2 separate regions of the Homo sapiens genome follow, and region 1 is linked to region 2. A link is a loop called in an ENCODE intact Hi-C map of the cell type or tissue named here. Cell type or tissue: IMR-90. All regions are shown on one strand. Each heading gives the region's core, and the rest is flanking DNA. Links, peaks and the distances in the headings are about the cores only.

The links. Hi-C counts contacts between places; a loop is a spot of excess contacts. Peaks named below come from ENCODE experiments on the same cell type or tissue, not always from the same donor. Only the 100,000 strongest peaks of a DNase experiment are listed, where the experiment ranks them.
Region 1: it touches region 2 in a loop (2.6-fold over the local background); 13 of 110 quality-filtered maps call a loop at or near these places.

What each region holds. Positions count from the first base shown.
Region 1 is chr7:151,421,158-151,436,072 of GRCh38, reverse strand. It overlaps CRYGN (crystallin gamma N), which reads left to right. Exons shown (of 4, transcript NM_144727.3): 4 at 5,893-7,241. The coding sequence ends at 6,025. It overlaps LOC124901780, which reads left to right. Exons shown (of 1, transcript XM_047421163.1): 1 at 1-3,781. The coding sequence starts at 2,616. The coding sequence ends at 3,521. It overlaps MIR3907 (microRNA 3907), which reads left to right and starts at 2,434; the gene lies at 2,434-2,584. RefSeq lists enhancers at 2,795-2,884, 3,155-3,254, 5,676-5,875, 6,196-6,265, 7,043-7,562. In IMR-90, for the core only: no CTCF peak of the experiment used is centred there; DNase peaks (open chromatin) are centred at 6,952, 9,392 and 10,112; H3K27ac peaks cover 3,773 bases.
Region 2 is chr7:151,359,323-151,374,237 of GRCh38, reverse strand. NUB1 (negative regulator of ubiquitin like proteins 1) reads right to left here. Exons shown (of 15, transcript NM_001243351.2): 8 at 13,991-14,097; 9 at 7,113-7,299; 10 at 6,270-6,377; 11 at 5,351-5,503; 12 at 1-141. It also overlaps a transcript of WDR86 not described here. Among named protein-coding and RNA genes, the nearest start is that of NUB1, 25 kb to the right of the region's middle. In IMR-90, for the core only: a CTCF peak has its summit at 5,942 (motif pointing left); DNase peaks (open chromatin) are centred at 5,917, 6,777, 7,197 and 7,887; H3K27ac peaks cover 2,003 bases.

The DNA of each region.
Region 1 (14,915 bases), core at 4,579-12,578, 60 kb before region 2:
CCTCCAGCAGTGGGCAGCGTGTCCCTGGCCCCACAGGCCCTCTCCTTTCCTCAGCTGCCTCACCTGCCCCAGTCAAGCAGCGGGGAGCTTCCCCTGTGGCCCAGAAGGGCCTCAGAGAGGGACTCTGGGCCCCAGAGGCACCCTGAGACCTTCCCTCTAGGGCCTCAGTCCAGGAGCAGAGGTAGGAGAGTACCTTGAAAGTTGCACGGTTCTCTGCGATTGATCTGATACAAGGGGCCGCCTTTGGTTTTCTTGAACCGGGGGACACCTGCTTACCAAGGGGTCCTCCAGGGCCTTATGGGCTGGAAAAGCCACAGTGGGCTCACTTGCTCTGAGAAGGGTGGACCAGCCCACCCTGCCCCCGCGCCTACCCCGCAGAGCTGACCCCTGAACCGGGCCTCTCTGCAAACCCCCACCACCCTGGCCTCTGGGAGGAGATGGACTTCGGGGTGGCTCACTCCTGGACAGAAAGTAGCTGGGGGAATTTTGCCCAGGCCCAGATGGGTTTGTCTGCCCCACACTTGGGTTTCCTCCTGGTCAACCAAGGGCAGCCTGTGTGCCCCCTCCTGCCCTCCCGCACACTCCCCTTTTGCAACTATCCTCTGAGCACCTTCAAGTTGGCCATGTATTTTCATTGTCCAGCCCACACCTCTAGGTCAGGTAGATATTATCGCCCCCGTTCTACAAAGGGCAAGCTGAGACTCAGAAGGCTGACTGCCCGGCCGCCCCGTGGGAGTGGCACAGCTGAGACTGCAGCCAAGCCTGTGTCTGTCCCTGTTCCAGAGCTAGCCGCTTTCCCAGGCCTCAGTCCCCTCCCCTCAGGCCAAGAGCCCCTCACACAGGTTCCAGCTGGCTGTGCATGGTTCTGGCGCCTATCGAAGCAATTGAGGAACAATTTGCCGTCTATACTACAGAGGTTCAAGGCCAGGGAGCTTCGGAGGGGATGCAGGGGGCAGAGGGACTGCAGGGAGACAGAGACTGGGCCGAGGCAGAGCTGGGCACAGGTGGTACCCCATGTCCATGGGCTCCAACCGCACAGCGAAAATATCCCCCCACAATTGTGTCTATGCTGAATATGTACATTATTCCCTGAAAGATACTGTACAACTATTTACATAGCGTTTATGTTGGATTAGGTATCATAAGTAATCTGGAGATGATTTCGAGTCCAGTAAGTCCTCACTTAACATTGTGGATAGGTTCTTGGAAACTGTGACTTTAAGTGAAACAATGTATGGCAGGTCCTCAAATATGTCATCTTGTTCAATGTGGATTCATTATAAAATTGATGAGGGGAGAAATGGCTTTGTTATATATCATGTGCTTAAAGCCACGGTTCCCAAGAACTTACTGACGGTGTTAAGTGAGGACTTACTATATATGGGAGGATACACATGGGTTATATGCAAATACAGTGCCATTTTATATCAGGAACTTGAGCATCCTCGGATTTTGATATCCAAGGGAGGTCCTGGAACCAGTTCCCAGGGATAGGGAGGGACTGTGTACATCCCACCTTTCCCCGGTGGCCTGATGTTGGCCCCCTTCCTGCTGTTTCTGTCACTCTAGCTGGCTCCAGGATTCCGTTTTACGAAATTGCATTTTGCCCTAAATTGGTGGCACCTGGAGCCCAGGGGTGGCATTCCAAAACAAGAATTTGCCCTGGAAAACTTGCTGGCTAAATTGTGTCTTGTAAGGCCCAAGTCATGCCTTTGCGTGGAGGATGTCCTGAGGCCCTAGACACAATCCCCCCGGCCCACCCCCAACGCTCAGGGGCTTGTTGAGAACGAAGGTGGGGAAGGTGGAGGCTAACATTTCTCTGACTGAGGGGCACACAATCCCCACTGTCCCTGAGAGGAGCCAGCCATCGGGACCCCAGGTGGGGGACCCAGGAGCTCAGCCTTTGCCGCCTAAGACTCTTACTCTTACACAAATGTAAGCCCTTGTCAAGGAGGTAACGCCCCCAGGTCCCCTCGATCCGGAGGGGACACTGCTAGGAGGCCTTTCCTGGGGTCGGGGGAGTGGGCAAGGCAGGGTCCCTCCACCACCTCCCACTGCCAAGACTCCTTCCCTCTGGGTCCCACATCAGCCCAGGCATGACCCATCCCCTCAGACCCGTGTCCTGGTGGGCTCTCGGAGGGAAATGCACTGGCGTTCTGCCTCCACCTACCCTCACCTGGGGAAGGGCACGGTGCTGATGTGGGCAGGACAGGCCCCTGCCCTTTCCTCTGTCTGCCTCCTCCCAGTAGCCACAGCCAGGACAGGGGACAGCAGGATGGGTGGTTCCCCGCCCCCTCCTTTTGGGGGTGTCCATGTGAGAACCCTCATGTGGCCCAGGACATGGCTTGGGGCATTTCTTGCCCACCACAGGGTAGGAAAGGACCAGCTGACTCTCTGAGGTGCCTCTGAGGCCCCAGCTGTGGCACAGGTGTGGGGTTGGAAAGCTGTAGGTGTGGAGGGGCATGGATACGGGGGCCATGAGGGTGGGGTCCAGGCTGGACCAGGCCTGCCCTGAGTCCCCCAGCAGGTGCTCCAGGCTGGCTCACACCCTCTGCCTCTCTCTCTTCCTTCCTGGCCCCAACCCTTGAGGCAGCAGACTGTGCCAGGCACCAGGCATGACAAGCCTCACTCGTCTCAGAGATGGTGAGGGAAGGACAGGGTTGGGCCAGCCCCTGCTCCGAGCTGTCCTGAGGTGTCTTCCTTGGACCACATGCCCCTTTCCAGGCAAAGGCCACTATCCTGGACCTCCAGTCCCTTCCTCCTGGTCCCCCGTTCCCTCCCCACCGCACCTTCCTGCTTTTCTGGGCCGGGCCCACAGCTTCCTGGGTGATGAAGAGCTGTGTTCTCTCCTGCCCCCACCAGCCCGAGGTCCTCCAGGCTCTGTAAAGACTTGTCCTGACTGTTTCTGCTCTCTGGGTTGTTGGTGGCTGCCCCAGTGGTGTGCAGAAGGGGAGGAGGACAGGAAGGGGCCCTGCTTGGGACTCCCCAACCCTCCTCTGTGCCCTGCAGGCTCCTCCATGCAACTGCACCCCCACAGCCCATTTCCTCTGCAGGGGAGGCCCCGTGAGGGCAGGAGGGGGCAGGAACCGTGTTGTGTGACCATGGCACCTCTGGTACCTGACACAGTGTTGGGCACACATGTGGGAACCTGCTGGCATTCACTGAATGAACGGTGCCCTCTGTGCCAGGCCCCCCACCAGGTGCTGGGGGTACTGTCTGTGCAAGGTGGTCCTTATCAGGGAACAGGAGTGTGTGGGGCGTGCAGTGATGGCGGGAGTGCATCCTTGCCAAGGATGGCTGAAATGCAGTGGCGCAATCTCGGCTCACTGCAACCTCCGCCTCCCTGGTTCAAGCAATTATCTTGCCTCAGTCTCCCAAGTAGCTGGGATTACAGGTGCCCACCACCACACCCAGCTAATTTTTGTATTTTTAGTAGAGACGGGGTTTCACCACGTTGGCCGGGCTGCTCTCAAACTCCTGACTACAAGAGATCTGCCTGCCTCGGCCTCCCAAAATTCTGAGATTACAGGCGTGAGCCCCCATGCCCGGCCAGGACTGGTCAGTTTTAAAATGTGGACATTACTGGGCCTGTCCCCACACATGTCACACCCCAGCATGGACCCCACAGGGCACTGGGGAAGGCACCGTGGGTGCCTTCGTGTAGCCCAGAGTGAAGGGGCCGCTCGACCGGGAGGGGTTGCTGGGTGGCCAGGCTGTGCAGGCTTTTCTCTCCGGAGTCCCGGGGGACTTCCTGGCAGCCCCTGATCCCCACTCCCCTGGCCTCCAGGTGGGTCCTGTATGAGGAGCCCAACTACCACGGCCGCATGTACGTGGTGGAGAGTGGCGACTTCCGCAGCTTCTCGGACTGGGAGGCCCACAGCGCACGAGTGCAGTCGCTCCACAAGGTGGTCAACTTCTTCCAGCCGAGCCCTCCCACCGGGATGGCCGGGCGCAGCTCTGGGGACAGGGGCAACCCCTTGCGGTCCCACCCAGACCTCGGGACCTTGGGCGATAAAAGTCCTCAAAGCCAACGGGCGGCTTCTGAGTGCTCTCTCGGCAGTGGGCATCCCAGCCCTGGGAGGAGCTGGATGATCCAGGGCGCTTTCCCGGACTCCCAGGGACCCCCTGGGCCAGGGAGGGGAGAGTGGTGGGGAGAGGTGGTGAGAAGCAATGGGGATGGGGCAGGGCCGGAACCCAGGCCGGTTCAGGACTCCCCAGGCTCGCTTGGGGCTCTGCCTCTCTGTGACTCGGCAAGGTGAGGCTGCCAGGCCATGTGGCCAAAGGCCTGACCCAGGGTCTCTGTGTCTGATCTCTGGGTTTTATCCTCATGGCTAATCTTGGCCTCGGAGTTTCTAAGGGAGACCCCTCTGGAAGGATGGTTTCGACCCAGGGCAGACCCCTCTCCTGCGAGAGAGAAAACAGTTAGTGGTGGTGAGTGTCAGGGTGGGGGCTTAGCTTGAACAGGTGGGCTCTGTGGGAATGGAGGGGCTTTCGGGGAGAAAGGGGCATGGGGCGTGTCTGCTGCAGCCATAGCCCCTGGAGCAGTAGGGCTGGCAGACCCAGAACCGGCGGCTCGCGTCTTCAGCTGGTGCAGCACCAAGCGCTCGCCTGTAGAATTCCTCCATTCCTGGGCCCTCTCCAGGACACTGGGTCCTCCTGTTGGGGTGGGCTTGAATCTAGAGGGGACACCCCACCCTTGAGGGGCAGAGGGGAGGGAGAAGTCTGTCCTGGAAGGAGATACTCGGCCCAGGCAGTGGGATTCCTGGGCATAAGAGGTCCACGTCCCCAAAAGCATCCCCCCACTCCCTCCCCACCCACGCCTATGCTTCCAACTCACTGGGGAGAGAGGAAAGGTCCCACGAGGGGAACTCTGGTCCCTGGGGGTGGCCCAGGTAACTCCCTGCTGCCGGCAGCCCTCCAGCAGAGTCCTGAATGGAGCCTGCCTGTGAGGAAACCATAGCCCACCCCAGAAGGAGGCAACAGATGGAGTGCTCTGGGCTTCTGAGGAGAACACAGGGGCCCTGGACCCGAGATTCCTGAGCATGGGGGCTCCTGGACATGGAGACCCCAAAGATGTCCACATGGCCTGTGCCTGGACCAAGGCCTGGCTGGATGAGGGATCAGTGGGGGGCCAGGTGCATGGGTTGGATCACCCGTGTGCCCACAGAGTTCTGGCTGTGGATCTGACTCCTGGTCCAGCCTCTAATCCCCGACTGCGATCCCAGAGTCCCCCCAACCAACTGGCTCCCGACTGGCCTCTCAGTTCCCGGGTCCTCCTCACCATACATCTTACTCCAGTTTTCTGAGTAGATGGAGGGGTTTGGACTGGGGATCAGCCCCTCTAGGCTGGTCGCCCAGCTCAGGACTCCGAGGGAAAGCCCATGAGCCCTGGGTTACTATCTGAGTTGAACTGAGACACCCCGACAGGCCTAGGGGGTGATGGAGTACGGCAGGGAGCTCAGCGAGGGAACACAGGGTTCCCGAGAGAAAAACAAAATCTCAGGGGCTGATTCTGTCGCACAGTGTGGTGGCCTGAGTGTGGTGGGCCAGGGGATGGCTGTCCCGTTCCTGGGTGTCCTCCAACCTCTCCCCATCCCTCACTGAGAGAGCAATGGAAAAAGAGTCACGATGGGTCACCCAATTCACCCAAGACAATTCCCCACCAAGAGCTGGGTGGCAAAGACGGAGGGGCCCCATGACTGCTGTGGGACCCCCGTAGGCTGTCCCATGACAGCCGAGGCCAAATGAAGACATGAAACCACTAGGCAACCGTCCACTCCGCCCAGGAAAGGGGAAGGGGCTCCCTGCTGCCATGTGGTAGATGGGTCCCCAAAAGGCCTGCTCTGTACCCCTAATGCCCTGGCCCCACCTCCTTTCACCTGCAAACCACAGAGCATGGAGCCCTAGAAGCTTCGGAGCTGAGGACTTCCAGCTGAGCAGCTCTCTTCAATCAGATCAAGGACCGGAAGAGGCCACCACAAAACCAGCAACAACCCAGCCACCTTTCCTGACTGCAAACCTCTGAGCCTGGAACCGATTGACATGTAAATGCACCTGCACCGTTTCTGAGCCGGGAGAGTGTTTACTTAAAATCATGCCCTCAGTTTTCATTTCTCTGCCAGTTTGTTAGGGAGGTGGAGCCTTCTGTGTGTCATATCTGCCAGCGGGAGGCCCTCCCCACCCATGGCAAGGGCCCTGTCTCTTCTGAAACAGCCGTCCAACCCTCCACCCCACAGCCTCCTTGGGCCTTGGCACCCTGCTGGCCTCAGGCCTCCACAATCTCGCACCTCAGCCCACAGCTGATGATGGTGATGATGTTGATGAATATTTATGGAGCACTGACTTAATGCCAGGCTCTGTAGTAGCTGGAATCTGTGTAATTTTACTTATCATATACAATAATGCCAAGATGATATGCTTATCACCACTGTACAGTTGAGGAGAGCCAGCCACAGACAGGTTAAGCAACTTGCCCAGGGTCACACAGCAGTCAGGACTAAAACCCAGGTCTGGCTGGCTGATTGATCCTTTTCGTTCCTAACCACTCCTCTATAGAGCACCACACATTTGCATATTTAGATATATTTTTGTCATGAATTTGGCGCAAACCCAAAGCCTCTCCAGGCCTCAGACCCTGTTCTGTGAAATGAGTGCAATCATGTCTGCTGTACCAACTGTATACCCTTGTAAAAGCCAAAGGCGTGACCCATGAGCGGGTGCCATATGAGGGCTGGTTAGTAGTAGGTGACCCAGTAGGTGACGGGGTGGGGAAGCAGGCAGGGGAGTGGCATCACAGGAGAGAAGGTAACTTGGCTCCAAACTCCAACCTGATTCCCACTCCATCCCTCACTAGGATGTGACATTGGAGAAGCCACTGCTGTGTGTCTCAGTGTCTTCAGACGTACAGCAGTGGTAATCATTCCGCCCCCTCATAGGCAATTAATGCCTGGGGAATGAAATGAGAACTGCAGGCCCCACCGGTTCAGTCCAGGTCCTTGGGAGTCACGGGAAAAACCAGGCCTAGCAGCCCTTCCCATGAGTTCCAGAGGCTTCCCCTGAACTCTTCCTCTCCTCCCCAGCACCAAGGCTTAGCAGCATCTCATTAACTGGTGATTTAATGCTTCTCGAATGGGCTTTGTGCTCCTGGGTGACCTCCCCCTCACCCCAGCCCCCTGCTCCCTAATCTGTCAGCAAATCTGCTTTTTGTCTGAAAGAGGAAAAACAAGATTCCCACCAAAGTGCTTGTGGGCAGCTTGTAATTTATCTGAAGTCCGTCCAGGGGTCGATGGACCGAGGGTGAGAGGCCCTCAAGAGCCACACATGCTTCACATATTTCTACCTCCCTCTGTGGTTTGGAAAGCTGGGACTTTCACAGAGCCATCCCCTCATGTCCTCAGCCCTAGGTCCCCCTGCCCTGCTGGCCCCCCGTGCACTGTTTATCAGGCCCAGTCTGACCACAGGAAAAACATTCCCTTTGAATCCCCCCAGCCACCCCATCCCCCGCACCAAGAAGTTCCTCTCACCAGCCAAGGGCTGGTCCAAGAAGTCTCTGTTGGCCCCTTCCCCTTCCTGGGCCTCCCTCCCATGCCCCGAGGTGGCCTGCGCCTGGCAGGCTACCGCCTTCTTGGCTGGAGGCTTCTTGGCTCACCTCTTCACCCCACTGGGTGCCTTAAGAGCAGGGCTGTCCTGCCTGTGTTCCCCCCAGGAAGCCACAACAGATCTTCAATCAAAGCCTGTTGGATGAGTTTGAGCCCAGGGACGTCAAAAAAAAAAAAAAAAAAAGAAGAAAGAAAAAGACAAACTAACAAAAAACTTGTCAAATGAGACAGTTTTAAAGGTTTAGCTCCAGAGTTTCAGTTTGTGAAGATGACAGACTTCTGGAGACAGACAGATGGTGCTGACGGCCGCACGACTATGTGTGTGTACTTAATGCCACTCAACCACACACTTCAAATGGTTAGGATGATAAATTGTATGTGTATTTTGCCATAATCAAAAAAAATTAACTCCTTGTTGCTGAGGTGCTCAGGACTGTTGGGGGCAATGTGGGAATGAAGGCCCTCGCTGGATCCCAGGGAACCCTGTGGGTCTCCTGTGCGACCATGCCCCACATTCCCTACCTGAAGAAGCTATCACCTGCTTATTGATTGCGTGGGTCCCATCGGCTTGGCAGGGCTCTTGGCTGTGGCTGCTGGGGAGGCTGAGATGCAGGAGGAGGAAGAGGAGGAGGAGGAGAAGGTCCTTGTCCTTCAGCAGGGATCCCTGGAGCGTCCCTGTGGTTACCTGGGACTAACCCTGCCTTCCGGACCCCCAGGACTTAGTAGCCCAGGTCTGGGGACACCAGGAAGGGGTGACTTGGGCAGCCTGCCCTGAACAGCGAGCATTTGTGTGAACAGGCTCCTGGCTTCCTTGCCTGTGGACAGCCCGCTTTGGAATTGTGATTTAAAAGGATCCTGTGGAACCCAGCTGGCGTGGGCTGTGCATGGAGGGGTGGAAGCCCTGGACCCAGCCTTGCTGGGGCTGGGGGATGGACTGGGCAGGTCAGTGCTGGTAACGCTAGTCCTGGTCCATGCCTGCCCTGGGACCCCCAGGACTGCCCTCCCTGGGTAGGGGCAGGGGCAGGGGCAGAGGATACGGCTGGGCTGAGGGTGCGCATTCTCATCCCGAAGAGGGCTCAGCGATGTGTAGGATTGCTCTGGCTAGGGGGCTGAGCAGGTTATAAGGACCCTCTCCACGAACCCTGCCTGGCCCCCAACACCAAGAGCGGGAGTTCTCACCAGTTGGGCTGGATCGTTCCGCGGGCTGAGATGGTCGTGCCCTGGGTTCCATTCCCGTAAAGTGTTCATTTCTAGGTGCCAGGCACAGGGAGCAGGGCGGCATGTCCCCCGCACAGTGTGCCCAGCCTAAGCACCAGCCCTGGCATTCCTAAACTGCACAGACAGACATGCGGGCAGTAGAAATGGGCGCTCCCACCCAGTGGGGCTGCTGGGTAGAAGTCCCTTCATGGGGCTGGTGATGGCCGAGGTGGTGTCACCTCTACACACAGAGGGGACGCTCAAGTGTTGCTTTATCCTTGGAGGCACTGGGCCCAAGGCCAGGGGAGGAGCCCATTGTGATAAAAACGCAGATACAAAAAGTAGGGGAAGAAATCTTTGCGGCAGAGGGGACTTAGAAAAATGTTGTAGAAAAAAGCGAGGCATCCATAATATTCTCCCCGCCACAAGTCCTGTGCTGTCTGCTAGAGAGGAACTGCTAATTGGGCCAAAGCAAGCAGGGAAACAGGATCAGCTCCATCATTCGCTCAGTCCCAAAGATGAAAGGAAGCTAGTTTTCCGGAAGAAGCCCAGCAATTCCTGGGACCGAGGCCAGAGAGAAGTTTCTTCCACGGGTCCGCTGGCCCCATGCCGATGACTCACAAGCTGCACCCTCAACGTTAGCCCTCCTGCGGGGAAATTAACAGGTTTCCTAGGATTTTCTGTAATAGCATCCCACAGGATTCGGTGGACGGCACTGTGCCAAAGTCAACTTTTTGTGGGGGAGGAGATTTTAACATTTCTGGTTTACGTATGAGTATATTGCTACTTTTAAGTGAACCTAATTGGGTCATGAAAGCGGGACCTGGCAATGACTGGTTATCAGTAGATACCAATACCAACAGCATTTTCTTGGGTAATTACTATGACACAAACTGTGTGCTAACCCATTTTTTACATATAACAAGGTGGGTATATTATTTTCTCTCTTTTACAATGGAAGAAATAGACCTAAAAGGATGATTGTAACTTGCCCAAATGTGTGCCATAAATGGCCAAAAAGGCCAAGTGCCCCTGGCCGTCTGACCCCAGCCCACACCTAACCCCCTCTACACATCATCCCCTGTGGCAACGGCTTCCCAATCTTTTTGACTGAGACTCACATGTAGGTCATTAGATATAAAACTAACACAGCTGTGTCACAAATAGTCCCGATCCTCACTATTTAGTTGAGCATCAATATTTTCTATTTTATTTTACTTTAAAAGAATGCTGGTCAGAGACCCACTAAGTTGATTTCGCAACCTCCTAGTAGGTCACAATTCTCCAGTTTGAAAAACACTACACCACTGCCTCATAGTGTAAACAAACGAAGATTTAAGGAGCCACAGCCTACGCTGTGGATTAGCTCTTCCAATCCCAGTGCCCTCCTCCCTCCCTTGCCTGCCTTCACTAAAGCATCCAGAAAAGCCAAATGCTCTTTTCTCTGCCTCCCAGGCCATGGGACATAGCTCTGGTCACTGAGATGAAAGCTGACAGAAGGACTTCAGAAAAAGCTTTGGCTTTCTGGATAAAAAGCCCCTTTCCCCTGGCTTCCTGCCTTGAATAAAGATGTGACGCCAGGAACTCAGGCAGCCTTCTTGTAATCATGAGATAAAAGCCAAGAGAACCAGGGAAAGGCTGGCACCAAGCTCACAGAGCTGCTAAATCAGCATCAGCAGCCACCCTTCTTGTTATGTAAGAGAAGTGAACCCCTATTTGTTTCACCACACGTAGGTTTTCTATTATTTGCAGCTGAAAACATTCCTAACTAATAACATAATAACCAAAAACCCCCAAACCTCAAACAGGTAGGTCCTCCTGTGTTAAACCCTGTGCTTCATTGTCTGGTGAGCAATAAAGACACTTGCACTTGGAAATACTAAAATAGATTTTAAAAAACCAACCTATTAAATAGTTCATCTATTTAAGGTCGTAGTTCGTTTTTTCCCAATTAGAGGCACTGCCTGCCCTGTGGCATATATTCAATGGCCACGGTATCCTGACCGTGGCTAATTTTTGTATTTTTAGTAGAGATGGGGTTTCACCATGTTGGCCAGGCTGATCTCGAACTCCTGACCTCAAGTGATCTGCCTGCCTCCGCTTCCCAAAGTGCTGGGATTACAGGTGTGAGCCACCACGCCTGGCCTATTTGTTTCTGTCATGGAGCAAACCCAGATTCTTTGGAAGAGAGTTTTGTGGGATGTGGAAATGGAAAACAATTGCATGGGAATGCCACATTCGGTGTGGGGCCTTTATGAAGAAACATGTGAAAGGTTTCCAGAAGAGAAGGCAACATGATTCACGTTGGAAACTGCAGGGCTGTGGTTGTTTAGATTAGAGAGAGAAGGGGCCGGGTGTCTGGCTGCTGTAACAAGTCTCTATGTTAATTTCCAAGTGCATCCCTATCTTCATTTATGTTTGATGGTTACCTGTCAGGTGAGCAGAATAAGTCTTGTTGTTCCTGGTTAATGAAAAAGGAATCGAGACCCTGAGAGGTAGAGGGGTTTGCCTGTGTTTACATCGTAGGTCTCCATGGAGCAGTCCAGACCTCTTCCCAGAACTCATGCTGGCCTTGCTACCCAGAATTCCTGCCTTTAGGGAATGACCCTTCCCCTGGCCCTGCCTTGGTTCTGGTGTGTGTGCCTCACCCTCAATGCCCTGCCACATGTGGGCTGGGCCAGTCAGATGCACTCCTGGGAATTTGAATCTTACACAGAGACACAGAGGAACCCAAGGTGGATAGAGGCTTGAGCCGAGTCCGTTTCTGTTACCTGCACACCAAAAACCCTAACTGACAGAAATTTCTACTAGACAGAAGGTTGAAGGCCACAGGCCAGCAGAAAAATGTAGGATATTTGGAATTAGTTATTGGGATCTAGATGAGTAGAGAGTAGTTAAACTCCCATTTACATTCTGGTGTGGATGGCATTATGGGTTGACACCATAACTTATACATTGAACTCCTAACCCCCAGCACCTCAGAATGGGACTGTCTTGCAATGCACTTAGTTAAGTTAGGATGAGGTGTGTCTTAGTCTTTCAAACTATCGTAACAAAATACCAGAGACTGGATGGCTTAAACACAGAAATGTATTTCCTCATAGCTCTGAAAATTGGGAATTCCAAGCTCAGGGTGCTGGCCAACTTGGTTCCTGGTGACGGGCCCCCTTCCTAACTTGCAGTTGGCTACTTTTTCGCTGTGTCCTCACACGGCAGAAGGAGCACAAGATCTCTCTCTTCTTCTTATGAGATTAGGTCTCCACCCTTATGATCTCATTTAAGTTTAATTAGCTGATAAAGCCCTATGTTCAAATACAGTCACATTGGAGTTTGAGCTCGGATACATCAATTTTGGGGGTGCACAGTTCAGTCCACATCAAGATCCTACTAGAGTAGGGTGGGCCCCTGATCCATCATGACTGGTGTCCTCATAAAAAGGGGAAATTTAATTAGATGGGCGTGGTGGGAGGCACCTGTAATCCCAGCTACTCGGGAGGCTGAGGCAGCAGAATTGCTTGAACCCAGGAAGCGGAGGTTGTAGTGAGCCAAGATCACCATTGCACCGACAACAGAGCAAGACTCTGTCTCAAAAAAAAAAAGGGGGGGCGGGATTTAGAGACAGACACACACACAGGGAGACCACCATGTGAAGATAAAGGCAGAGACCCAGGTGATGCTTCTGTGAGCCAAGGAACCCCAAAGACGGCCAGCAAACCGCCAGAAGCTGGGAGGGAGGCCTGGAACAGATTCCTTGAAGCCTCGGAGGGACCCAACCCTACTGACACCTTCATTTATTTCCGACGTCCAGCATCCAGAACTGTAAGACAGCACATTTCTGTTGTTTGAGCCATTCAATTTGTGGTACTTTGTTATGACAGAAATGAAAGGGGAGAGCTGCCTGTGGTACAGACGGGCCACATGCCTAGTCAGGCCACCCTCCGTGGCCAGCTGGAACCAGGTGTGCACTTGTAATGCCCAACCTTGTTTTTACTAACCCTGTTTTTAGACTCTCCCTCTTCCCTTTAATCACCTAGCCTTGGTTCCACCTGAATTGACTCTCCCTTAGCTAAGAGAGCCAGACAGACTCCATCTTGGCTCTTTCACTGGCAGCCCCTTCCTCAAGGACTTAACTCGTGCAAGCTGACTCCCAGCACATCCAAGAATGCAATTAACTGATAAGATACTGTGGCAAGCTATATCCGCAGTTCCCAGGAATTCGTCTGATTGATAACGCCCAAAAAGCCCCGCTTCTAACACCTTATAATAGTCTTAAAGCCTCTACACCTGGAACTGTTTACTTTCCTGTAACCATTTATCCTTTTAAGTTTTTTGCCTACTTTATTTCTGTAAAATTGTTTTAATTAGACCCCCTCCCCTTTCTAAACCAAAGCATAAAAGAAAATCTAGTCCCTTCTTCAGGGCCAAGAGAACTTTGAGCATTAGCTGTCTCTTGACCACCGGCTAAATAAACGGACTCTTAATTCATCTCAAAGTGTGGCATTTTCTCTAACTCGCTCAGGTACAACACACTGAGGCAGGGTTTTGAGGGTCGTACAGTTGCTGTTGCAACATAATTTTAAAAGAATGCAGAACGCAGCTGACATGTAGTTGCCTCTGACAGCACTGGATATTTGGATGCACATCAAGATTAAATCCGACAAAGCTCCTCTCAAGGTGGAGAGCAGAACTCAAGGCCTTCCTGTGACCAGTCTAAAATCTCATTAGGGACAGAGTTTGGAGACGAATCCTGTAGGTTGCTAAATGAAAACGTTAGTTGTCTGCATGAACTTCCCAGAGATTTGATGTGAAATTTAAAGCACTAACACAAAAAGAATGAGACACCAACCATTGGAACGGGGATATTTGGGAGTATTTGGAAAACTAGAACCTCCAGATCCCCCAAGTCCTTTAAAACACCCCCCACTATGTTCCTCTTACCTGAGAAAGATGCTCCTCTTTTGAAGGAGAGAATTAAGAGTTCCCTTCACAGCCCACTATGTAGCGTTGCTTGCCCCATAACAGGAGTTCAGCGTGTGTGGCTTAGACTAGAGGGAGAAGTACAGAGAGACCTAGAGAAACTGCCGGAGGTCACTCATCCACATTGCCAGAAGTCTGGAGAATGTTTGTGGGAATGGATTTTTGAGGGTTCTTGGCCAAAGAGGGAAGAACTGGATTCTGGCTTGCACCAAGGGTATTGATAAGACAATTCTGCATTCTGTGTACTGGCTTAGGGGGTGCTGTCCATGTCCTAACAACCTGCTGATGCAAAGTTGATGGTGTTGAAGTGGCGCAGAAAGGCTAGGAACCCTTGGCATAAGAGAGGGACTGGTTCTGAGCTGTGGGAGACAAGATGCTGAAATAGATCCTTTTGTGTGTTTCCACCCCACCCACCCCTTGGGATGGACCTCAGGATGGAATCAGGCGACTCCTCCACCCTCAGCCTTGCCACAAAGAGTAAACTGCCATGGATTGTTAATGGGAGGGACAGTGATAGAAGGGGGATCCCCAATCTCTGAGGGGTGAGAGGAGCACTGGGAGCTGGAGGTCTTCACTCCGGAAGTGCACTGGGTAGGGCTAAGTGGAGCCTGGATCTCAGGGAGTCGTCTCACCTTCCAAAATCTCAGGTCATGGATGATTGACAGGTATCCCCCAAATTAAGTCGGTAATCAATCCACTCATGTCCCCCTTTTTTTGTAGACTCAGGAAGGTTGCAAGAGGCCCAAGTAGAACCAGCATGCTAGAGAACCATGGCCTGTTATGAAATTCCCAGACCCGGGTCAGCCCACAGACCTGGCACCCTTTGAATGTGAAGGCCAGGCATCCTTGAAGAGGGCAGCTGCTATAATATCACATGTGTATTCTGACTTTTTTTTTTTGGGGGGGGACAGAGTCTCACTCTGTTGCCCAGGTTGGAATGCAGTGGTGCAATCTTGGCTCACTGCAACCTCTGCCTCTTGGGTTCAAGCGATTCTCCTGCCTCAGCCTCCTGAGTAGCTGGGATTACAGGTACATGCCACTGTGCTGGCTAATTTTTGAATTTTTAGTAGAGATGGGGTTTCACCATGTTGGCCAGGCTGGTCTTGAACTTCTGACCTCCTGTGATCTACCTGCCTCAGCCTC
Region 2 (14,915 bases), core at 2,508-10,507:
GGCCTCATCCAAGTTCCCGCTGGCTGCGTGGAGTACCTGCTGGGCCGCGTGCGTGGAGTAGCCCATCCCTTTCAGAAACCTGATGTTCTCGAGGCGGCGTCTTTTCTTCTCTTTTTCCTCCTTCCTTATTTGGGCCAGTTCCTTTAGGAAAACAGCAAAGTCCCATCCCAAGTTAGGGACTGAGATTTCACAGCCTCTCAGTCTGCGCTCTGCAGGATTCTCCGCATTTCCAGGCAAAGCCAAAAAACCAAAGCAAAGCACAGGGGGCCCTCTTTCTACCTCTCCTCACCCAGCCAAATGGCAGAGGTGCCACAGAGGCAGAGGGGTGGTGGAAGTGCTGCTTCTGAGGCAGGCAGTGGAAGTGAGATGCCCGTGGGGCAGGAAGGAGGTGCCTCGCCAGCCCCGCCATCCACCATCCGGCATCAGGATGGGCTGCTCGCCAACCCAGCACTCCCACTGCAGAGGTCGCGGGTGTGAGGTGCATGGATTCTCTTCTAGGAACCAGGTAGGAACCGGGTAGGAGAGCTTCTGCACGCGGTGGGAAGGCCTTCCAGCCTTCGATGAATCGCCCAGGGATTCAAGTTAAAATGTGATGTGGAATCAGGGGCTCCTGGGCAATGCCAAAGCTGGTGACCCGCCCCCCACAGCCTGGGGAGCAAGGACTCCAGGGCCTTCTGAGGCCTGTCATTCCATTCGGAACCCACAGAGTGCCCAGAGACAAAGGTCATCTAACCTCTTGGTTCTCAACCCTGTTTCTCAGAGTTGCCTGCTATTGCTGCAGGAGCGCAGGACGGCTGCAGAGGGTTCTAGTCTCTTCACCTCTCCCACCCAGGGCCAATCAGGAGAGTTCCCAATTTATTTTGTAAACTAGTATCCCCATAAAAATGTCATTTAAAAAGGGGATTTTGCTGCTTAAAAACAACAACAACAAAGCAAGTTTGAAAACCAGGAATTTAATCCAACCTCATTATTTTCCCAACAAGGAGACAGAAAGCTTTCAACAAAGTTAAGTGACTTGCTACATTCTCCCAGGGAGACCAGCCCCACCATCAGCAGCAGCGAGGACGGGGGAGAAAACAGACTCCTTCCTTCCAGAGACCTGATCCTGCCTCCTGCCCAGCCCAGGCAACAGGCGCCTCCCTGCATTTTCCCCACAGCAGGAAAGCGGCCTCATCTCTTAGGAAAACAAAAGCATCATCATTGTGGAACCAGACTCCACAGGCCCCACAGTAGGAGCAGGCAGAACAGAGTGGCTGCTGGAAACATCTCCAGGGATGAAGACATCTGTAGACTCATGGCCTGTCTCTATCACAGGAGAACCTCCTGGTGTGGCCCTGGAGTGCCCACAGCGCCAGCTCCCTTTGCTTCCCCTTCAGCTGCACCAGGCCTGTCTCATGCCCCCATTACGTGCTCTACCTCTCAGTGGCCAGTCTCCCCCAGCTCCAGCCCCGCTGCACAGGGCAGCAGGCTCCGTCATTCCAGTCACCTACCTGAAAGCCCGCAGCAGCTCCTGACCACCTCCCCACACTGAGGCACCAGCTCCTTATTCTGCTACTCAGGGCCCCCACTCCCTGGCCCCAACAATGCTTCGAAACTGACCTTATCCTGCCACACCACCCCAACCACACATGCCAGCAGGAGTCTTTCATACCACTCACATTTGCACTTTTATTTACACATACTCCATGTAAAATGCCTTTACTGGCCCCATCCTCTGCTTTCAATACAGTTTCTTCCATTTATATTCCAAAAGGCTAAGAAGCGCACCTAACATCCAAGCACAGAGAAGGACGCTGCCAGCCAGCGGACCTGGGCATTACCTAACACAGACCTCACACCAACTGGGAGCTTCGAAGAATACTTCCTTTCATTACAAATGTCTTAGTCTGTTTCCTTTTAATCATGTAAACACATGTGAGAACATTATTTTCTGAAATTTCTCTTTATACTAAGATGAGTTAGAAAGATAAAGTAGATCAAATCAATGACAGTGAGTACTGCACTGAAGTGGCTACAGTTAAGTAGAATCAGATCTCAAGAGAGAGGCACTGTATGGTCACAACAAGCTGGGATGGCCTCTTAGGAAGGCTACGTCTCACGGCCTGGCCATGCCGAAGCATGATCTGTGAGCTCCGTTTCTACAGCTGTTGCTTTTCTCAGATGAGAAACTGGTCTGTACTCAGGGCCATATTGCACAAAAAATATAAACTTTTAATAATTATGTATTAAAGGCTGGGTGCAGTGGCTCACACCTGTAATCCCAGCACCTTGGGAGGCCAAGGTGGGAGGACTGCTTGAACCCAGGAGTTTTGAGACTGGCCTGGGCAACATGGTGAGACCCCATTTCTACAAAAAAATAAAAATCAGCCGAGAGCTCTTGGCAGGAGGATCATTGGAGCCCGGGAGATCAAGGTTGCAGTGAGCCATAATCACGCCACTGCCCTCCAGCCTGGACAAGAGAGCAAGGCTCTGTCTCAAACAAAAACATGAACGAATTGTTTTACATTCAGCTCAGTCAGATGCTCATACCTAGAACGTTGGAACTCCGAGGGCAGCAGATTTCTCTTGCTCATCTAAAGCTCCGATAGGAGCTCACTTTCTGTGGGACATTGTTTTTGTCTTTCCAGCACCCATTCTACCCCTCCCTGAGGTGTGGGAGGCTGCTCCAGCTCCCCAGGTGGCCCCTGAATGGGCTAAGGTGGCAACCCTCTATCTCTTGCCACAGGCCTGAGCCAGTCTTGGCGTTCCTCCAGCCTCAGTGACAGGTTCAAGGCTGCCCAATCACAAGAAGCTCAGGATTTTCCCTGAGGATTCTGGGACACAGATTATGGCCCTTGTTGTGACTGGATGACACTGATGACATGGGGTGGGGGGTGGGGGTAAAAGACAGACCTCAGGTCCTCAGTGACATCAGTAAGCCACTGAATGAATCACCTAACCCTGAGACCTATCCTACTTCTGGACTTTTTACAAGTAAACGGCCAATAAATCCCACCACATCCCTTGTTTTGATGTTTAGGCCATTTTGGGTTTTTTGTTGTTGTTGTTGCTTTCAGCCAAAGGCATCGTAACTAACAACATCTGTTGGGTGGAAGAGGGAGAAGGATCAACTGCACTATATACACTGGTTTTTTTATTTGCATTTTCTCCAAGGGCTTTTAACTTCAGAAATGTACAAGTGATATGACTCCACTATACTTTAAAAGACCACCTCTGAGCAACAGCTCTTCCCATGTGTAAGATGAGAAGTACCTGTCCTGTGGCCTCTCGGCTGGTCACAGGCAGAAGTGAATGACATGAGTGTGACAATGTTTTATGAACTATAGTCTTATACAGTGATGAGAACTGTTTTCCAAATGATCTCATTTTAAAACACTAGCTTTCCAGATGCTAATAAAATCTTACTTCATTCTCAGTAAACTATCGCAAGAACAAAAAACCAAACACCGCATATTCTCACTCACAGGTGGGAATTGAACAATGAGAACACGTGGACACAGGAAGGGGGACATCACACTCTGGGGACTGTTGTGGGGTGGGGGGAGGGGGGAGGGATAGCTTTAGGAGATATACCTAATGCTAAATGACGAGTTAATGGGTGCAGCGCACCAGCATGGCACATGTATACATATGTAACTAACCTGCACATTGTGCACATGTACCCTAAAACTTAAAAGTATAATAATAATAAAATAAAATTAAAGGAAAAAATAAATAAAAATAAAAATAATAAATTCTTACTGGTAGTGGAGTAATAGTAAAGCAATAAATCAGTATCAGCAATGTTCATTTTTCTGTTAGTACTGAATTAGACCATGTAAAACTCAAACACACAGAACTCAACTTTTCAGCTGGTCGCAGTGGCTCACACCTGTGATCCCAGCACTTTGGGAGGCCAAGGCGGGAGGATCACTTGAGGTCAGGAGTTCGAGACCAGCCTGGCCAAATTGGTAAAACCCCATCTCTACTAAAAATACAAAAAGTAAAGCTGGGCGTGGTGGTGGGCACCTGTAATTCCAGCTACTTAGAAGGCTAAGGCAGAAGAATCACTTGAACCTGGGAGGCAGAGGTTGCAGTGATCACGCCACTGCACTCCAGCCTGGGTGACAGAGTGAGACTCTGGAATAAAAAAAAAAAAAAGAACTCAGCTTTTCAAAGTCTCTGCCTTTACCTACTCATTGACTTCTATAGCAAGACCCAAAGGACCACGATTGGACTAGGCAAGAGAGAAAGGTAATGACCACAGCTGGTGTTGTAAAAGGAGAAACCCTGTGACTGCTCACCACGGAATGAACCCACGAATCCACTCCCTCTCTGGCATCAGGTAGGCAAACAACCACGGGGCTTTCCTGCTCCCATCCAAATACCCCTGAGGCTGCTTTTTTCCTTCAGGATTATCCTAGTGTTTAGCAAAAAGGGAAACGAGGTAACATACATGTGAAGATTCTAGAGACTTCTATGGCTGGAGTTTACAGCTAGAAAGGACCTGTGAGATAATCTAGTACCAACTTCTTGTTTTGGCAAGAAGAAAAATGGCTCTCCTGCTAATATTCCACCATGACCGCCCTCTAGACCTCAGTTCTTTCACTGCAGAACATATTGGATAGAATAAGGATGCTTCCAACTCCAAAATTCTAAGGTTTTCTTTAATGTACTTAATTGTTTCAAATGATTATAGTTTTTTAACCTGTGCTTTCATAATATAATACAACTTGTTTCTATGATTTGACTTATGTTTCTAGGCAAGGATGCAATCCCCAACTTTAATAATGACCTCATGAAAAAACAATTTTGTTTTTAAAATGACTTCCAGAAATACACTATGGTGTTAAAGAAAGAGAGAGAGGGGACCGTTTGCCACCACAGCAGGAAACAAAACTAAGGAGACTGCAGCATGTGAAAAATGATCCAATTGAAAAAGACAAGTTTCGGCCAGGCGCGGTGGCTCACACCTGTAATCCCAGGACTTTGGGAAACTGAGGTGGGCGCATCACTTGAGGTCAGGAGTTTGAGAACAGCCTGGCCAACATGGTGAAACCCCATCTTTACTAAAAATACAAAAATTAGCCAGGTGTGGTGGCACACACCTGTAATCCCAGCTACTCAGGAGGCTGAGGCACGAGAATTGCTTGAACCCGGGAGGCGGAGCTTGCAGTGAGCCAAGATCGTGCCACTGCACTCCAGCCTGGATGACAAAGTGAGACTCTGTCTCAAGAAAAAAAAAAGGACAAGTTTCTCCTTCCTTCCCAATCTGGAGTAATAAAGAGTTCCTGGTTATTAACACTCCTGTGGGATTATCTTTTTTTGTTCTTTCATACCCAAGAGAGCTAGGGCATGTGAAAGTGGGTACCTCTCTGCGGTTGGTAATATGAGTGGCCGCATGATCCACGTTCCCATCACACGCCCTCAGGCCAAGCCGGGCTTCCTGGGCAGTAAACCCCAACTGCAACAAATTGTCCACTTTTGATGGATCAATATATAGCTCTTTAAAGAGCTGACGTGCCTAGAGACAGGGAAATGTAAGAATCATGTAACCACGGCAATACTTAAAGCTTAATACAAAGTGAAAGCCTAAAAGAAATTAGATTGTATCCAATGTGAATTAAAAGGCATCAGATTTTGGATAAAATCTCTAAACTAGGCCTGTTATTAACAAGTACAAATGGAAACAGACCAACACTACCTCTACTCACATAACTTAGCCACAGCACAACACGAGGTAAGAGGCTGGGTGTTGCAGAAGTGACTGGTAACCACTTTGTTTTTGCAACAAAAGCCCCCGAATTTCAGCTGTGCACGTGGCATTTCTCACCCTCCCTTGCAGCTGGGTGTAGCCAGGTAGTGAAGTCGAAGTCAATGGCATGCAGCCACAGCGCTGGGTGCAGCTGCGGGGTCATCTCTCCAGTGGCCTGCTCTGGACTCTCTCTTGCCCCCTCTGCTGGCTGGAAGAGGCACTGACAGGAGCAACCTAGGACGCCTCGCTGAGGCTGGCGGGCTGCTCACTGCTCCGGCCTGGCTCACCTCTAGACGGCAAGATGAGTGAGCCATAAACTTCTATCCAATTAAAGTCACTGTCTTTTTGAAGTCTCATTACAGCATCTGGCTGTACTCTAACATATACAAATATGTTTCTGGTTCAACATCTCCTGTGCACGGAGAAAGCACAGGCATGTTTCTCACAAGTCACAAACTACTAAGTTAAAATCCTTAACTTCTGGGAATGTTTTTTAAAAGGAGGTGAAAATTGGTTACAACTTTACTTTTCTTACCTTGTTAAGATACTCATAAGCCTCTACATCATTTCCACTGTGATAGTTTCGGATCCCTTGAAGTAAGTAGAGTCTTAGAAACAGTACCTTCTCTTTCCCACAATTTCCCTAAAATTATTGAAGAAAAAAAGGATAAAATTGCCTTATTTCTAATTACAGGTCTATAATACTCATCTCTGTCATTCCCTTGGTCTCCAGAGGGGCAACATGATAGGTATTAAAATGTCCATGGCTTCACTATGACTGACGGCAAAAGTGAAGCCCCCTCTTCCCCATCCCCTGTGGTATGATAACATTCCTCATGCCACACAGGAGAGTCAGTGTCAGGGCACCAGCCTCCAGACATGCAGCACAGTGGCCCTTCTGGTCAGCAGAGAAGTATGCAGAAATCCAAACCAGGTATCAGAGAGTCTGCATCAGCAGGATTTTGATGACTTGGGGAAATCAGAAAAATCCTTACTCGAGCCACAGCTCTTGAGCTGTGACTCATTCACGTAAACCATTACTGCTGAAATGTCTATTTTCTGCATTTACATCTTGCAAATTAGACTCTACCGATATAAAGAAGTCAGCAGCTCTCTCCTGGTCAGGGTGATCACTGATGGGGTTCTATGACTAGCAAACCATGTTCCTTTGGGCTAAATGCTCACACGCTAAGTAAGAGAGACAGCCAGATTTGTAAAACATTGAACACTTTATAAATATATAGTTTAAAAAGACTATACTGCATACTACTATCAAAATGAAATTACCTTCTGGCAGTAGTTCAAATACTTTAACAGGAATAAACACAAATGCTAGAAATGGACTCAACGAGACATAAGATGAATTCCAGGAACATACTTTTATGTGGACCAGTCTCTGATGATTTTCTCCGTAACAATTTTTAAAGCATTTCTGGGCCAAGTTTAATTTTTTTTCTGCATCATCAAGGCATTCCAGCTGTTCCAGGCGGAAGTAACACCACACTATATCCAGCTGGAGGACGGCGTAGTTATCCACTGTGTCCAGCAGCTCTCTGCAACACTCACTGGAAAGAGAAGGACAGTGACATCACTGCCAAGCAGCATTTGAAACATTTTTAGCATTTGAAACCTTTTTGTGAATGACTGGAATTCTTTCCCCGTTCTTGGTATATATTCAAAGGCTGACTGCTCTAAAAGAGAGATCCTAATGTTTAGGAAGGGAGCTGTGTTTATAATCTCATCCTTCTAATGGGGGAAAGAAAGAGAAATCAGAAATCAGGGCTTAGGAATCAAAGCTTACCACCACTTGCCCCAGGACACACATGCAGCCCCTTGATAGGAAGCAGAACCCAGGGCCACTGTTTCAGAGGCCCTCAGCAAATACGGGGAAGACCATGCTTTAAAGCTGTGACTTCCAATCCTGACTGCAAATCAGCATCACCTGGGCCAGAGCAACGTTCTTTCTTTCTTTCTTTCTTTCTTTAAGAATCATTGATCCCACCCAGACCAAACATAACAGAAATTTCTGGGGGTTGGGCCTGGTGGTTATACTGCCAGAGTCTCCCCAGCTGATTCTAGTGTACAGCCAGGGCTGAACACCACTTCTTTAAAGACACCAAAAAAATCCCTACGTACTATGAATGCCTCAGCTGATGACGGCTCTGACAAGGCATTCATGTTCAATCATATTCAAGCTGGGGGAAAAACAATCCAGAAAGCACCAGGCTCTAACGGCCCAGCTGATTTCTGAGGGCCTGTGTGCAGGCAAAATTTGACTCCGTATTCGTGGCAGCAGGCTGAACCCAGGCGCAGCAAAGGGAAGAAAGACAGCAACAGAAGTCAGTGTGCTCCAGGAGGAGCACTGACAAAGACAGCCATCAAGGTGACTAATTTTAAGTTATGATTACATTAAAAATTCCTAATGCCAATCTAGGTCTCAAGTCTTCAATAAGAACATTTGGAACCACACATTGTATATGAACAAGGTTTTCTCTCTTTATGTTCATTGGTGTTCTACTAAAAATAAGAATGCTCTTGTATAAAACTACAAAATCCACATGGCCTCAAGCTTCCTGTCCTGCCTATCAAAATATGCATGGAATAAAAAAAAAAGGACTTTAATTTTGTCATTTACTCTTTAAAACAGTAGTCTCCTAAAGAGGGCCCATGTACACAGTCCAGTTGTGGGTGCGGCAAGAAAAATGTATCACAGCAGTATTTTTATATTTATTTTCATCTCTCTCAACATTTCTAATTTCGTGAATGTTTGAGAACACATACACCATGTTTTACACACGTGTGCACGCAGACACACAGATGTGGAGCTGGGTGAGGGGTGCTTTCTCCAAATCTACGGCTCAGCCTGAGAACCTGCCTTTGAGAGAAACAGCAGCGCTTTGTGGATTGTGGTCTGATCTCACAGTCGTGTTGAGATTTCCTGCCTCTAGGCACATTCTGGTCCCAGTGACAGAAGACTCTCCTGCCACTCGCAGGAAAGCAATGGGCATGTGGCCGAACTTCTCCATCTCCTGCATGTTGCTTTAACAGGCTCGTTCATGTTTTACTAAGCATCAAGAGCGTGGGCAGAAATGGCCTCATGTCAGTTAAAAATAAAATCAATATGCACTTATCTCAAGTTTGACCCAGGAGTGAGTATTTATTTGTGCAGCCAAAAAAAAAAAAAAGAGAGAGAAGAAAACCAACAAAATGAACAAACACACAAAAAACCCAAAGCAGAGGTCTCATATTAGAGGGGTACATGTCATCCTTTTAGTTTTGAGAAATCAACACTTATTATTATATATAAAACTATATTTAAACCTGATCATTTGCTTGGGGCAAAGTGGTTTCTTAAAGCCTGGTATAAATTGCATTTAGAAGGCTGGGTGTGGTGGCTCACACCTGTAATCTCAGCACTTTGGGAGGCCGAGGCAGGAAAATCACTTGAACCCAAGAGTTTGAGACCAGCCTGAACAACATAGAGACTCTGTCTCTAAAGAAAAAAAAAAAATTATAAAAATAAAAAATTTCATTTAGAGTGTACTTTTATTAACATTGCTTTGGTTTACAATTTTAGTAGCATTAATATTCAACACTGTTACATTTTCATGCTGACGATATTAAAATAAACGTAAAATATTTATTTAAATAAAATCTACTGAGCCTAGCTTTCAAAAAATTAAATCCTGGCCAGGCACAGTGGCTCACGCTTGTAATCCCAGCACTTTGGGAGGCCGAGGCGGGCAGATCACCTGAGGTCAGAGGGTCAAGACCAGCCTGGCCAACATGGTGAAACCCCATTTCTACAAAAATTAGCGGGGCATGATGGCGGGTGCCTGTAATCCCAGCTACTCGGGAGGCTGAGGTGGGAGAATTGCTTGAACCCAGGAGGCGGAGGTTGCAGTGAGCCGAGATCGTGCCATTGCACTCCAGCGTGGGCGACAGAGCGAGACTCCGTCTCAAAAACAACAACAACAAAAATTAAATCCCATTTGAGCTTAAGTCGGTTATTTAACAGAAATTTATTATGTTTGTCTTACAGTTTTTTTGTTTTTTTTTTTGTTTTTTTTTGTTTTTGTTTTTGAGACGGAGTCTCGCTCTCTCCTCCAGGCTGGAGTGCAGTGGTGCAATCTCGGCTCACTGCAAGCTTCGCCTCCCGGGTTCCTGCCATTCTCCTGCCTCAGCCTCTCAAGTAGCTGGGACTACAGGCGCCTGCCACCATGCCCGGCTAATTTTTTGTATTTTTAGTAGAGACGGGGTTTCGCCCTGTTAGCCAGGATGGTCTGATCTCCTGACCTCGTGATCTGCCTGCCTCGGCCTCCCATAGTGTTGGGATTACAGGCGTGAGCCACCGCGCCCGGCCAGGCTTACCTTTCTTGAAATTAATATTTATTTAACATAAAAATTTTAGGCCAGGCGCGGTGGCTCACACCTGTAATCCCAGCACTTTGGGAGGCTGAGGCGGACGGATCACCTGACGTCAGGAGTTCAAGACCATCCTGGCCAACATAGTGAAACCCCGTCTCTACTAAAAATACAAAAACTAGTCGGGAGTGGTAGTGGGCACCTGTAATCCCAGCTACTTGAGAGGCTGAGGCAGGAGAATCGCTTGAACCCAGGAGGCAGAGGTTACAGTGGGCGGAGATTGCAGTAAACTAAGATTGCGTCACTGCACTACAGCCTGGGCGACAGAGTGAGACTCCGTCTGAAAAAATAAAATAAAAAAATAAGCCAAACTTACCTAACTTTTTTCAAGAAAGGTTAGCTAAAAAGTCATTTTCAATTTTATTACTGGTTTTAGGGAATTGGATTATAGTGTGCTGTAGTGTAGTTTTTTTCTGATATTTCTTGTACTTGGGGTCATTAAAGTCATTGCATCTGGGGGTTTATAGTTTTCATCAAACTGGGAAAAATTAATGGCCATTTTTTTCTTCAAGTATTGTTTCTGTCCCACATGTCTGCCTTTCCAGGGACTCCAATTACATGCATTTTAGGCCGCCTGAAATTGTGCCACAGCTTGCAGATGCTCTGTTCATTTTTTTTTTTTTTTAGCCTTTTCTCTGTTTTTTCAGATAGTTTCTATTGCCTTATGTAACATTTAACTAATCTTCTCTTCTATAGTGTCTATTCTGCAGTTCATCCCACCTAATGTACTTTTCATCTTGGATGTTGTACTTTTCATCTCTTACATTCTAATGTGGGTCTTTTGAATGTCTCCCATGTCTTTATCTGACATGTTCAGTTGTTCCTCTGCCTTCTTCAGCAGATGGATTACAGTCACTGTTTTAATGTCCTTGTCTACTAATTCTATCTTCTGTGTCACTTCTGGATCTGTTGCTACTGACTGATTTTTTTGCTTGTTATAGGTTACATTTGCTTGTTTCTTTGCATGCCTGCTAATTTTTCAGTGGATGCTGGATATTTTTGAATTGCTAAATTATTGAGTTTTGTTAGGGATGCACTTATTTGAAAACGGTAAGTTAAGGGTACTGTTCAGGAGTAGCTTTTAAGCTTTGTTAAGTGAAACCAAATTATGCCCTAGTGCTGAGGCAACACCCTTCTGAAGACTCTATTTGACGCCCTGTGACTACCAAATCCTCCACTCTGGCTGGTGGGAACATAAACTATTCCTGGCCTTCTATGAACTCGGAGGATTATTCCCTGCTTCTTTCATGTGGTACCTTGCCCAGCCCTGGGCGGTTTCCTCACACACATGTGCTGATCATTACTGAGCAGAAGACTCAAAAGGGCTCCTCTGAAGCTCTCTGACACCCTCTCTCTGGCAGCTTGCTCCTCTCACCTCCTTGGCCTCCTGCAAGCCCAGCTCCATCTCTTTAACTCCAGGGAGCACAAGGCTCTGCCTGGGTTTGCCCTCCCTGCCCCGTAACCTGAAACTTCTCCAGACACTGAGCTCCCCTCATGTTTCCCTACCTCAGGGTCACCGTTCTGCACTGCCAGGAAGTCACTGTTTCATACAATTTGGGGAAAGAAACTATTCTTGGTCATACTACATACCATACTCCAAGACATATGGTAGGAAGTTGTGACAAAACTTCTAGCTTACTTGGAGAAGTAAGGGGGAAAAGTCAAATGGAAAAGGAAATGGAAAAACTGAAGTTTCCTCCATCTGCATTCTATTTGGCTTACATTACTGCTGATTTCCTTTATGAAAAGAGAGAAATCACACACACACAAAAATATGCTAACAAGTTGGCCAGGATAAATAGATGCCCAGGATAAATAGATGCCCAGGAAAAAAAAAACTTTCTCTACTTAGAAAGACATTGTTAATTATTATTTCATTATTATACCTACCACTTACCGGACATGTTAATGTATCATGAACTGAAGATGTAGCCAAATTTGTATTCAATGGTTCCCTGAGACCTAAAAATTATTTCAAGGATTTGTCCAGGATAAAAAGATTGAGGGAGGCTCACACAGATGTATGAAGATCAACCATGTCTTTATAACTGCAGAAGCTTAGTTATGAGTGTATATGGAAGCTCATTATACTAATTTTTATTTTTATGACTATTTGAAATTTTCCATAATAAAAAATTAGAAACAACTATGGAAGGGAATGAAAAATTTACCTAAACTTTTAGGACCTAATTTAAAGCCTGTTTACCCTACACTGTTTGCAGAAGAGAATGAAACTGACATCCAGAAAGAGGCAGAGACAGAGACCCCAGAAGCACAAACCAGCCCTCATTCTCACTATTCCCAGCCCGGCCCCTCCCCTCCCAATTCCTTTTTTGTGTACGTTAAAGTTGGGACTTGTTCACTTAGAACCCAAAGGCACTGACCAATGGAAAACTATAAATATTTGCATTCATCTTCTGGGAGTATACAGTATTATCTTGGGAATGCACCAAAACAGAAAAGAAGTTAACACTAAATTTGTTAACTTTTGACCATTTTCAAAAAATCAAGTCTACTTTTCAAATGTTGAATATGTCTGCATCATAGTCTCTTAGTACCGTTTCCCATGAAGAGGAACCAGGACTCCTTGGGAAATTGCTGATTCCTGGTCTGGGCATTAAATGCCCAAGATGAGCCTGGAGTATCTTTGGATTCCAGAAATCAGAGACTGCAAAGACTAGCAGGGTCAGGTCAAAAAAACATGGGCTGCCTGCCAGCCAGCATGACCAATTTAAGCACTGAAGTTTGAAACACATCAAATGTTTTAAATCCATGAGTTAATAATGACACTTAAGAAAATGAAAAGAAAAAGAAACCTCTTTGGTCACCTTTGGAGGGTGATAGTGAAGCAACTCATTTATTCTGAAAACAAGAAAATAAGGAGAAAGAAACAAAGTATTTTATTCTAACTTTCCTATACAAATTGTACCTCCACATATAAAATAACTGATGAGCAAAAACAAATTTTTCAGAATTCCAGCAATAAATGCAGAAGGGAGGCTGGGTGCGGTGGCTCACACCTGTAATCCCAGCACTTTGGGAGGCCAAGGCAGGAGGATCACATGAGTCCAGGAGTTCAAGATCAGCCTGAGCAACACAGGGAGACCCCATCTGTATAATTAAAAAAAAAAAAAAAAAAAAAAAGCCGACACAGCGACTCACACCTGTAATACCAGCACTTTGAGAGGCTGTGGTGGGTGGATCACTTGAGCCCAGGAGTTTGAGACTAGTATGGGCAACATAGTGAAACCTCATCTCTACAACAAATACAAAAAAATTATCTGGGCATGGTGATGTGCACCTGTGGTGATGTGCACCTGTGATCCCAGCTACTTAGGAGGCTGAGGTGGGAGGATCACTTGAGCCCAGGAGATGGAAGTTGCAGTGAGCTGAGATCATGCCACTGCATTCCAGCCTGGGTGACAGAGTGAGACTCTGTCTCAAAAAAAATAAGTACAGAAGGAATAATATCACCATTATACAGCTCTTAAACAACGGATTTGAGGAATAATCATCAATACTACCCCAAAACCATTAGGTGAAAAGCTGACAGGAAACTTTATAATGGAAAGTTCCGACTAGCAACATAGCACATGTACAGAAGAAGAGAGGATATCCTACCTGCTTGAAAATTCTTTTCTTTACAGGGAGGAAAGGTCAATTAGAAATACAAAGGGAAGAAGAAATTCACCAGTTTACACCATAACTACTCTTTTACATTAACCACTGTTGTAGATGAAAGTCTGCAGTCTCAAGGGCATGGCAGGGTGTTCTGTATAGTCTGGGCCATCTTCCTTAAAGCTGGTGTTCACCAAGTACAAAAGCGCCTACCAGAAATATTTGTCAGCGTCCAACAGACATGGCAAGGCTATTCCATATTCTTTTCTTTTCAGGAAAGCTCTGCCCTTCTCATGATATCCCATAGCTAACATAAGGGCCTAGGAAAAAATACAAATTTAAAAAACATCACTTTAAAATATAATAAGGCAAATTATATTAAAAGCATATTACTTTTTAAAAAACAAAGTAAAAAAAATGAAAACAAGATCATAACTCAATCTAAAAGCCAAAATTAAGAAAAATATAATTAATTAAAGCTTTATTTCATTTAAATACTGAAGCCAAACACTTCATTTATTATAGCTGATACAATCCTAACCAGCACTTGGCCCTTTGCTTTCATTAGTTTATTTTCGTATCCACTGATCTGGATTCTACTTCTAATATTCTATTCAGACTAAACATATTAAAAAGCAGCCAGTAATGCTTGTATCATTTTTATTTTATTTATTTTATTTTTTTGAGACGGAGTCTCATTCTGTCGTCCAGGCTGGAGGGCAGTGGTGCGATCTCGGGTCACTGCAACCTCTGCCTCCTGGGTTCAAGCGATTCTCCTGCCTCAGCCTGCCGAGCAGCTAGGACTACAGGCATGAGCCACCATGCCCGGCTAATTTCGTATTTTTAGTAGAGATGGGGTTTCACCATGTTGGCCAGGCTGGTCTCAAACTCCCGACCTCAGGTGATGTGCCGCCTTGGCCTCCCAAAATGCTGGGATTACAGGCGTGAGCCACGGTGCCCGGCTGCTTGTATCTTTAAAAAGGGCATTCATTTCACTTTCTATTCTTTTTTTTTTTTTGAGACAGAGTCTCGCTCTGTCACCCAGGCTGGAGTGCAGTGGCGCGATCTCGACTCACTGCAAGCTCCACCTCCCAGGTTCACACCATTCTCCTGCCTCAGCCTCCCAAGTAGCTGGGAC